Linked DNA regions of Homo sapiens: region 2 is linked to region 1. The links are chromatin loops, found by intact Hi-C in ENCODE. Cell type or tissue: endothelial cell of umbilical vein. All regions are shown on one strand. Each heading gives the region's core, and the rest is flanking DNA. Links, peaks and the distances in the headings are about the cores only. Region 1 overlaps NR2C2 (nuclear receptor subfamily 2 group C member 2). Region 2 overlaps LINC02011 (long intergenic non-protein coding RNA 2011).

Region 1 (4,394 bases), core at 124-4,123:
GGGACCCAGGGTTGGGTAGGGTGACGACAGGTTACTTGGAGCCCAAAATGATAAGGGAGGCTTTCTTATAGGGCTCAGAAATTCACTCGAGATAGTTCTCAAAGAAAAGGGCCTAGAGTGTTTTACATCCTGTTTGCATATTCATTTTTTCTTTATCTTGATATTTACTGTCTGGAATATCCATTTTTTACTCTTCCCCATCCTTGTGCCTTTTCTCATATTGATTATTCCTCCTGAAATGCCTCCCATCCCTCCCCATTCTTTGTATCTCTGCTGATAGAAATCTTAGCCAGCCCCTAAGGCCCAGCTGAGATGGCAGGTCCCTTACACCTTCGTGTGCCCTGCAAGATTGGAGCACAGCGACTCATTGTGGCTGAGTGAATGGATGCTGGTGCTGGAATGCTACCTGCATAGTATGAATACATTTTCCCATTTTAAAAATAAGCAGTATTCACTCTAGAAAAATTTAGAATGTTCTAGAAAGGAAAAAGGAAAAAGAAAACTTTTTAAAAAGCACTATCCAGGGGCAGGGCGTGGTGACTCACACCTGTAATTCCAACACTTTGGGACACTGAGGCAGCAGGATTGTTTGAGCCCAGGAGTTTGAAACCACCCTGGGCAACATAGTGAGACCCCATCTCTATGACAAAAAAATGAAAAATTAGTCAGGTGCGGTGGTGTGCACCTGTAGTCCCAGTTACTCAGAAGTCTGAGGTGGGAGACTCACTTGAGCCTGGGAGGTTGCGGTTGCAGTGAGCTGTGATCACATCACTCCACTGCAGCCTGGATGACAGAGCAAGACACTATCTCAAAAAAACAAAAACAAAAAAGCACTGTCCAGATACCTACTATTAACATTTTGCGTATTCACTTCCAGAAATTTTTTATGTATTGTAATTGGGATCATAAAATACCAAAGGTTTTGTAACCTTTTTTCATGTAATATACAATAACAATACGTACTCTTCTTCATTTTCTATGGTTCCTATTTCCCTGCTAATGAAAAGGTAGGGTGTTTCCGGTTTGGGCTGTCACACATGGCACTGCAGTAGAGTCCTGGCACATGCTCCACTTGCTCACCTGAGATCCAGTCCTGGCTGGGGAATGGCCTGGTCACGTGGGACACTTGAGATACACAGTGTTCAGTGGCCCTCCAGGGCAGCATTGTGGTGCACCCTCCACCCCAAGTTTCTTCAAAATGAAAGCTATTTTACTGCTTTATTTATAATGCTAAATGAACACTGGAAATTAGAGCAGTACAAAAAATAAGAAAAAATCACCTCAAATCCCAATACCCAGAGCCCAACTGTTAGCGTGGTGAACATTTTCCCAATACTTTATATACACATCTATACTTGCTGTTTTATAATCTCCTTTTAAACTTTTATTGAGCAATATGTCATGGATGTCTTTCCTGGTCAGTAAATACAGGTTTGTATTATCGTTTTTTAAATGAGTCTCTAGCAGTTCATCATATGAAGACTCCTACTTTAGTCTGTCCTCTGTTGATGAATTTCCAGGTTTTCTCTTGGTGGTGGGGGTGAGGAGAGTTGGAATAAACAAGAGTGAAGGGAACACATCTGTACATACATTTTGTACTCATTTGGTTTTTTCTCATGATAAATTTCTATAAGAGGAACTGTTGAAATCAGAAAAGAGAGGTGGGTGGATGGTGGATCCGTTTGGTTTGATTCTGTGCAATACAGACGGGACCCCAGGAGCCTTTGCTGAGCTGTGGTTGAAGGGCATCAAACAGTCTCCTTTTCTAATGACACTCCCTTTTATAGATTGGCCCGGATCCTCGTTCGCCTGCCGGCACTCAGGCTGATGAGCTCCAACATAACAGAAGAACTTTTTTTTACTGGTCTCATTGGCAATGTTTCGATAGACAGCATAATCCCCTACATCCTCAAGATGGAGACAGCAGAGTATAATGGCCAGATCACCGGAGCCAGTCTATAGCGCAAACCACACACCTGCCAAGGAGCAACAGAATCCTTCCAGGACCGTTCACATACAAAGAAAAGTAGTGGTATTTTGGTATGTGCAAATATTTCCATATGTTAGCCATTTCCTGTCTGGTTTCTCCTTATCTGTTAATCCCAGACAATAGCAATTAAAAGACTAGTAGGATCCTTTCCTGACATAAGAAATGTTTTAATGCCTTTTGATGAAGCAGCAGATTTTGGAACAATCTTTTAACTCAATTTGTATTTAGAAATTCTCAAAGGGCAAAAAACAAAAAAAAAGGTTTTATAATGTCAGAGACTAGTATTAAAGAAAACTGAAAGAACCTGAGAGAATAGTATGTGTGTATATATATATATAAAAAAGTCCTTGGAATTATAGATACTAATTACCAGGGTAATAATATTAGCACTTTCTAAGCACTTATCAATGTGTAACGTTAGCAACATCTTGCCTGTGGGCAGGGCAAATGGAAAACTGTGTATGTCTTTTGCCGAAATGCTAATGATTTCTGTGAAAACTCACTAGGGTACAGGAGACAATCATTTATGTTTAAGAAAAGAAGGCATCATTCCTAATTGTGTGCACATGTTGTGGAGTTGAGCTGAATTCTGTGAATGGAAACGTGGCTCATTTGCATCATGCAGTAAGTGGGAGTGTGGTAGCACAGTCGGTGGTGACCCAGTTCAGAAGCTTCTAGCCATAGAGCAGACACTTGTCAGGTTCCCTGACTACTTGGTCCTGGTCTCTGATGGGCATCTGCAGACTCCTCTAGAACCTGGGGTTCTCCTTTGATGACTGGTTATCTGAATTGGATTGCAACTAGTCAGACATTAACTGCCAAATGAGATGTACAGTTCCTCCAGCAAGTGAAAACATCCCCAAGTCACATCCGCCGCTCGTGGCAGATGGAGCCTTGTGACCAAAAAGTGCAAGGTGGGCATTTTGAGCTCTTGACAGTACTTCCAATACAATTGGGGGTGCTTGTGTGTTTGTCCAGATGGAGGAGTGTGGCCTTGGAGTGTGAGCGTTACCTTCCCAGGGCTTTCCACTCCAAATGCCCCCTTGAAAAGGGCTCGTGTTTCTGCAGCTCCATCATAACTGTGAGGCTGGATTGGGGCTGGGCAGGAGCCTGCTGCCGCCTGGCGAGAGTGGTTAGGGCCTGGTAAAGCTGGATGGAAGGTTTCAGGACAATTTCTTCCTGTTGACCTTAAATACCAGAGATTTTAAAAATGTGTATAGACTCAGCATCTCTGTTGGCAAGTCTGTTAATGTTACCAGCACACTGTGCACTTTGGTTCCCCCAGGTGTGTGCCAGCCGACCACCCCGGAGCATTTTAAATGCAGGCTGCTTGCTCCTTAAAAACAACCCTCAATTTCCAGGGTGATAGTCTTTCTCCTCATAAATTGTAGCAACCAGAGTTTACAGCAAGAACAGTATGCGCTTAAAAGGAAGTTATGTCTAACTTCAAACACCCGTAAATTCCCACGGATGTGAATATATAGCAAGCTTTTCCTGTTTGAGAACAGTGGCATGTGGAAGACCCGGTCAATTGCTTTGTCTTTTGCTTTTTAAATAGTCCAGATTAAGAAAATACACCCTGTTGGGTTAAATTTGCCTCTCTTGATTTGTTAATCAGATGATATCCAAAAAGATCCCTGGACACTCCCCTGACTCACAGGTGCTCTGATCTGGCTCAGGCTGGCGCCACATGTGCTCCACAGGGGTGCAGTCTGGCCAGCTACAGACGCCCCTGTGGTGCCACATTGGACAGAATGGAAGCTGCTGCAGGCTCAAGGCAGAACAGGATGCTTGATCCTGAAGGGTTAGCAGCACTTTACGCAAGTCAGTGTTAGTAGGGTAAGTGGGAACAGTGTTTCCAACTTCTAAATTCTTGTTTGGATTTAATTATATCATTTTATAATTCTTGCCTTGGCAGCAAATTTTGGAGAGTAGTGGGAGTGGCCATTATAAAATGATGGAAAGGATTTAATTTTGCCAGCTTAAAGTAATTTTTACTTTTCTAACCCTGATGTGTTTTCAGTTTCAAAATTAAGACAAAAAACCAGCTGAGACAATGGAATTAGGGCAGGTTTGTTTCATTTCTGCTTGTGAAGGCTTTTAGTAGCAGGCATCCTGCAGCTCAGTGGTGCCTCTAACACAGATTGTTGCCTGCCTTCCGTCGTTTTGATCCTTGAGAGTGACCATGAGGGCCATGTTGCAGTTCCCTGGGAATACAAGCATAACAGCTTTCAGATCCCAGTTCTTGGTGTTGGTGAAAAGGTCTCCACCAGCCCCTCCTCTCATTCCCAGGTCATTCAGTGGCAGCCAGTAGGCTGCTTAGACTCAGGCTGGATAAGGAAGTGTTGGGCTGTGGTGAAACAACCTTGCAGAAAACGTGATTTTGCTTGGAAAGGTGCTGATT
Region 2 (4,394 bases), core at 207-4,206, 240 kb before region 1:
GTCCGCCTGCCCAGAGAGGGGCAGGAAGCCTAAGGCCAGCCGCCCCTGCTGCTGGGTGTGTGGCGGAGCCGTGCCCACACCCAGCCAGCCAGGAGGGGCTGTTGTGGAAATGCAGCCTCGGGAAAAAGCCAAACAGGCCAGTGCAAGGAAAAAAAATGGCTGGCCGGAAGAGGGTGGCCGCTTCCTCCACAGACCTTGAATCCCACCCAGTGATAAAAATCCCACCCAGTGATAATAAAAACTCCAAGCTGGTCCTGCCCAGCCTCTGACTCCCCTCCCCCAGAGCTCAGCCCTTTCTTGGAGAGCCGAAGACTGATGGATCAAGACCTTGAGGCCCCTGCCTACCCCTCTCGCCCAAATGCACTCCCACCCGGCACACTGGTTGCTCCAGCTTCATCAGATTCGGCCCCCATTTTCCATCCCCACCCCTGTCTGGAATGCCCTTGCCTCTGATGAGGGTGCAGATCAAAGCCCACCTCCTCCTAGAAGCCTTCCAGCATGCATTTGAGCCCATGCAGCCCCCATGGGTCAGGAGCATTCATGAATTCAGGTCTCATCTCCTCTTGTGGCATCCCGGCTCCTGCCTTCCAGGTTTCCCACCTCCAGGCTTGCTCCTCTGACTCATCCACAACTCCAGCTACCACATAGCTTTCTACCACACAGGGCTGACCATGTCACCCCCTCCCCCAGACTATGGCTCCTCTCTACCTGCAGGGTGAAGTCCAGACTCTTTGGCCCACCATCAGTCAGAGAGCTTTCACATACATGTCCTGTGCTGTGACCACAAACATTTCTCACCGTGCCCACCTGCCTTCCTCTTCCATCCCTCCAGGTGCTTGCTCAGGCAGTTTCCCTGTACCTAGGAGGGCCACCCTACTGCTGCACCTGGAAAATGCTGCCTGACCTTTCAGGCCCAGTCCAAATGTCACTTCCTCTCCTCTTAGGGGTAAGCTTAATTCGATCCCCTACTTTCAGCTCAGCTGCCCTGCATCACTATCAGCTGATCCCAGGCCCTTCTCTCTGACCACACCATGAACTCTTTAAGGACAGGGAAGTGAAGAGAGAAGAGAACTAAAATTCACCGAATCCTCACTTCAACCCAAGAGAAGTTTCATTATGCCCATTTTACAGAGGAGAAAAGTGAGGTGCAGCGAGGTGAAATGACTTGCCCAGGGCCACAGAACCAGTACCTGGTGTGGTCGAGAACCTGCTCCTCTCTCAGCCTGGGTGAGCATGCTCAGGGCAGTGGGGGTCTGAGCCAAATTTATCTGATGTCCTCCAGCAATGTGTGCAGCATGGGAAGGGAAGGGCAGCCTTGCTCAGACACCATTTCCCTCCCCACTCTACCCCCACAACCCCCAAACCCCCGGCAGGTATCTGGCTTAGATTTGTCCTCCCTGGAGCCAGGAAGGCAACTCAATTACTTTTCAGGGGAAGATAAGCCCCAGAGGCTGATGGTGTCACAGCCATGGCACTGCAGGGTGAGCAGTCTGAGACTGCAGGGACCAAGAGGTCAGCAGCTGAAGAGGCTGCAGGGCCAGGGTAATTTCCTTCTTAATAGCATGCATTTTCTTCTAGGTGACAAAAGGTGGACCTCGTGGAAAATGGGAAACACAGGGGGCCCCTGCCACAGGAGCAGAATGCAAAGGTGGCCAGCACACAGTGGGAAAGCAAACCCTGAGGTTCACCCCCTTCTGCGTGGGGCAGGAAGCAGAACCCAGGCCACCTCCACAGGCTGCTGCCCTGCTTCCGCACTGCCCTCCACTACCCCCAACTCTGCTCATTCCAGCATGCACAGGGTGCTCAGTAAGTGCTCCTTTCTGATCTTCTCATGCTCTGATTGTGGGGGTTGTGTGCCCCAGTTCCTGGTGAGTTGACTTTGTTTGTGCACATTTATGGAGCACCAACTGTGTACCAGACATCATTTATTAAGCACCCCCCTATATCCCTCTCCCGTACTGAATTCTTTAGATGAATGACCTCATTTACTGAGGAGACACTATTATCATTTCCATTTGATTAGGGGTGGGGAGGAGTGTGCTGAAGTAGGTAAGAAGGCCAGCCCCAGAACCAGGGTCCCATGCCCACCACTTACTAGTTGTGTATTCCTGGGCAAGTAAGTACCTTAGCCTCTCTGCATTGTGGCAGCCTCATCTGTAACATGGGGGTAATAACAATGCCTACTGCATGGGTTTGTTAGGAGGATTAAATGAGGTAATATATGCAAAACATATATTGAAGGCACAAATATATCAGCATATAGCTCAGCAAATATCAGCTATTATGATTTGCAAATGAGGAAACAGACTTAGTGACTCACCCAAGGTCACGCCCAAGTGAATGTGGTTCCTGACCACCACATCCCACTGCCTGTCTGGGAGGCTTGGTGATGGGCACTTTCACATGAGCTTGCAGAGCCTGGGGTGCTTTTTTGTTTCTGGAGAACGTGGCCACATCCAGCTTTGGAGCTGGCTTAAAGGCTTCAGGCCTGTGGGAATAGGGAGCTGGATTTCAGCGATTTGGAGCTGGGGCTGCCATAACCCGAGCCGTGTTCAGGGAGGTAGTCAGCCCCAGATTGTCCAAGGATGATAGAAAGATGGGAAATATTTGCTGACTTGGAGAATGGTGCACTATGCATGTGCATGAGTGAGAGGTGTGTGGGATGGAACTTTGTGTGTGGGGAGGGTCCTGGGGTCTTAAAGGGTGCAGTGAGGGGTGACTTTGTTTTCAGAAGCCCCCGGGGAACCTGTCATCACCACCGCAGGAGTCTAAAGGCACCTGAGGAGTGGTACCGTAATGGGAACACTGGTTGGGAGTCAGGAAGTCTGTTTTCCCCATTAGTGCTCTTATTGGGCTGGTGGTAATTAGATGTTGGGTGGCCTTCCTCAGCTAGCCTGGGAGCTCTGGGAAGCACAGGGTGAGGCTCGGCTATGAGGCACCTGGCACAAAGTAGGTACTCCATTCATTTTTGCTGAATGAATGAATTGAAGAAAGGAAGGAATGCCCAGGATTCTGGTCAAGATTCTGCCATGGTAACCTTGGGCAAATGTGGTATACAGCAAACAGCATTGGCCCTAGAGACAGACGGACCTGGGTCTGACTCCACCACTGCCTCTGGGTCTTGAGAAAATGTCTCACCCCTCTGATCCCCAGCTTTCTCACCTGTAAAATGGGGACAATGATAAAAATCACTTTACATTGTCATGAGATGTACGGAAAGGGTGGAGCACAGAGCTGATGCTCAGCAGGCATCCGCTATCAGCATTTGTTATCACTGTCATTGCTACGACTGCCTGCTGTTAGTGCCACTGTCTCCTCACCTGGCTGATGCACTGGACATCCAAGTTCCTTTGATCCTAAGTTCCCCAGGCTCTGAGGCCGACATCTGGCTGGTCCTTGGATGTGGCAGAACCATGGTGATGGTCCCCTTGGCCCCCACTTCCAACGCTCCCGCTAGGTTTTTACCGCGAGGTTGCTGGCAGCTGCTGGCCATTCTGATTGTCCAAAGTAGATAGAAAGAGAGGGCAGCATGGAAAGAGCAAAAAGAAAGGGGGAGAGAGGGAAAGCCTGCTCAGATATCAACCCTGCTGGCATCTGCCTTAGAGGTTTCTGTCTTCCACCTTCCAGGCTCTTCCAGAGAAGTGTGGAGAGGCTCTTGCCCACAAAAGGCAAAGCCAAGGACTGCAAGCATTCACAGAGTAGTAAATGAGTGAATGGGATGAGAGTCCTGGCTGGACTGTAAGGGCAAGTCACTTCCTCTCTCTGGGCCTCAGTTTTTCCATCTGTGAAATGGGGATATAATAACTCCTTTATACAATTCTTGGGACAAAAACATATGTTAAAGGCTCAAGAAAGTAGTGATGATGGTCATCATCCCCACACATCATGTCTTTTGTGGGTATTTACAGTTACTCCCCCTGAATTCAGTGAGTGGCTGTGGCTCAGTCCCATAAATACAACCACCAGTATTGGCAGTGGGTGTTTGTAAAGCCAACAGTATTTCCTATCCATTTTCTCTTATTAGGAACAGCAAACAAAGGAATAAGCATTTCAACTTCATAGCCCATCACTCCACACTATTGTGTGGCTTCAGCTACACAAGTTCAGACCTGTGTTTTTCCCAACTGGCCTTGGTGCTATGATCTTTTAAAGTAGACGTTGCTTAGCCTCAAATCCCAAATTCAACAGTAGTGGAAAGGGCTTAGCAAAGCCTTGAGGTCTCTTCCTGTCCTCCCTTCTCCTTTGCACAGGCTGACAGCTAAGAGTAACACTGGCAGTGAATTGAATTATCTGAGCCTCCCTCACCTGCTCCTGCCCTGGGGGTTCTAGGGTATTTTGCTTTTATTGCTAATCTCAGAAACAAGATCAATTTTTTAAAAAAATATATTTTCTTT

The links. Hi-C counts contacts between places; a loop is a spot of excess contacts. Peaks named below come from ENCODE experiments on the same cell type or tissue, not always from the same donor. Only the 100,000 strongest peaks of a DNase experiment are listed, where the experiment ranks them.
Region 2: a loop joins it to region 1, with 2.1 times the contacts of the local background. A loop is called at or near these places in 1 of 110 quality-filtered maps.

The regions. Positions count from the first base shown.
Region 1 is chr3:15,041,047-15,045,440 of GRCh38, forward strand. It overlaps NR2C2 (nuclear receptor subfamily 2 group C member 2), which reads left to right. Exons shown (of 14, transcript NM_001291694.2): 14 at 1,788-4,394. The coding sequence ends at 1,962. It also overlaps a transcript of MRPS25 not described here. Among named protein-coding and RNA genes, the nearest start is that of MRPS25, 22 kb to the right of the region's middle. In endothelial cell of umbilical vein, for the core only: no CTCF peak of the experiment used is centred there; DNase peaks (open chromatin) are centred at 2,015 and 3,455; H3K27ac peaks cover 3,044 bases.
Region 2 is chr3:14,804,452-14,808,845 of GRCh38, forward strand. All of the region lies in intron 1 of LINC02011 (long intergenic non-protein coding RNA 2011), which reads right to left. Among named protein-coding and RNA genes, the nearest start is that of LINC02011, 4.8 kb to the right of the region's middle. RefSeq lists an enhancer at 1-456. In endothelial cell of umbilical vein, for the core only: no CTCF peak of the experiment used is centred there; a DNase peak (open chromatin) is centred at 2,350; H3K27ac peaks cover 2,443 bases.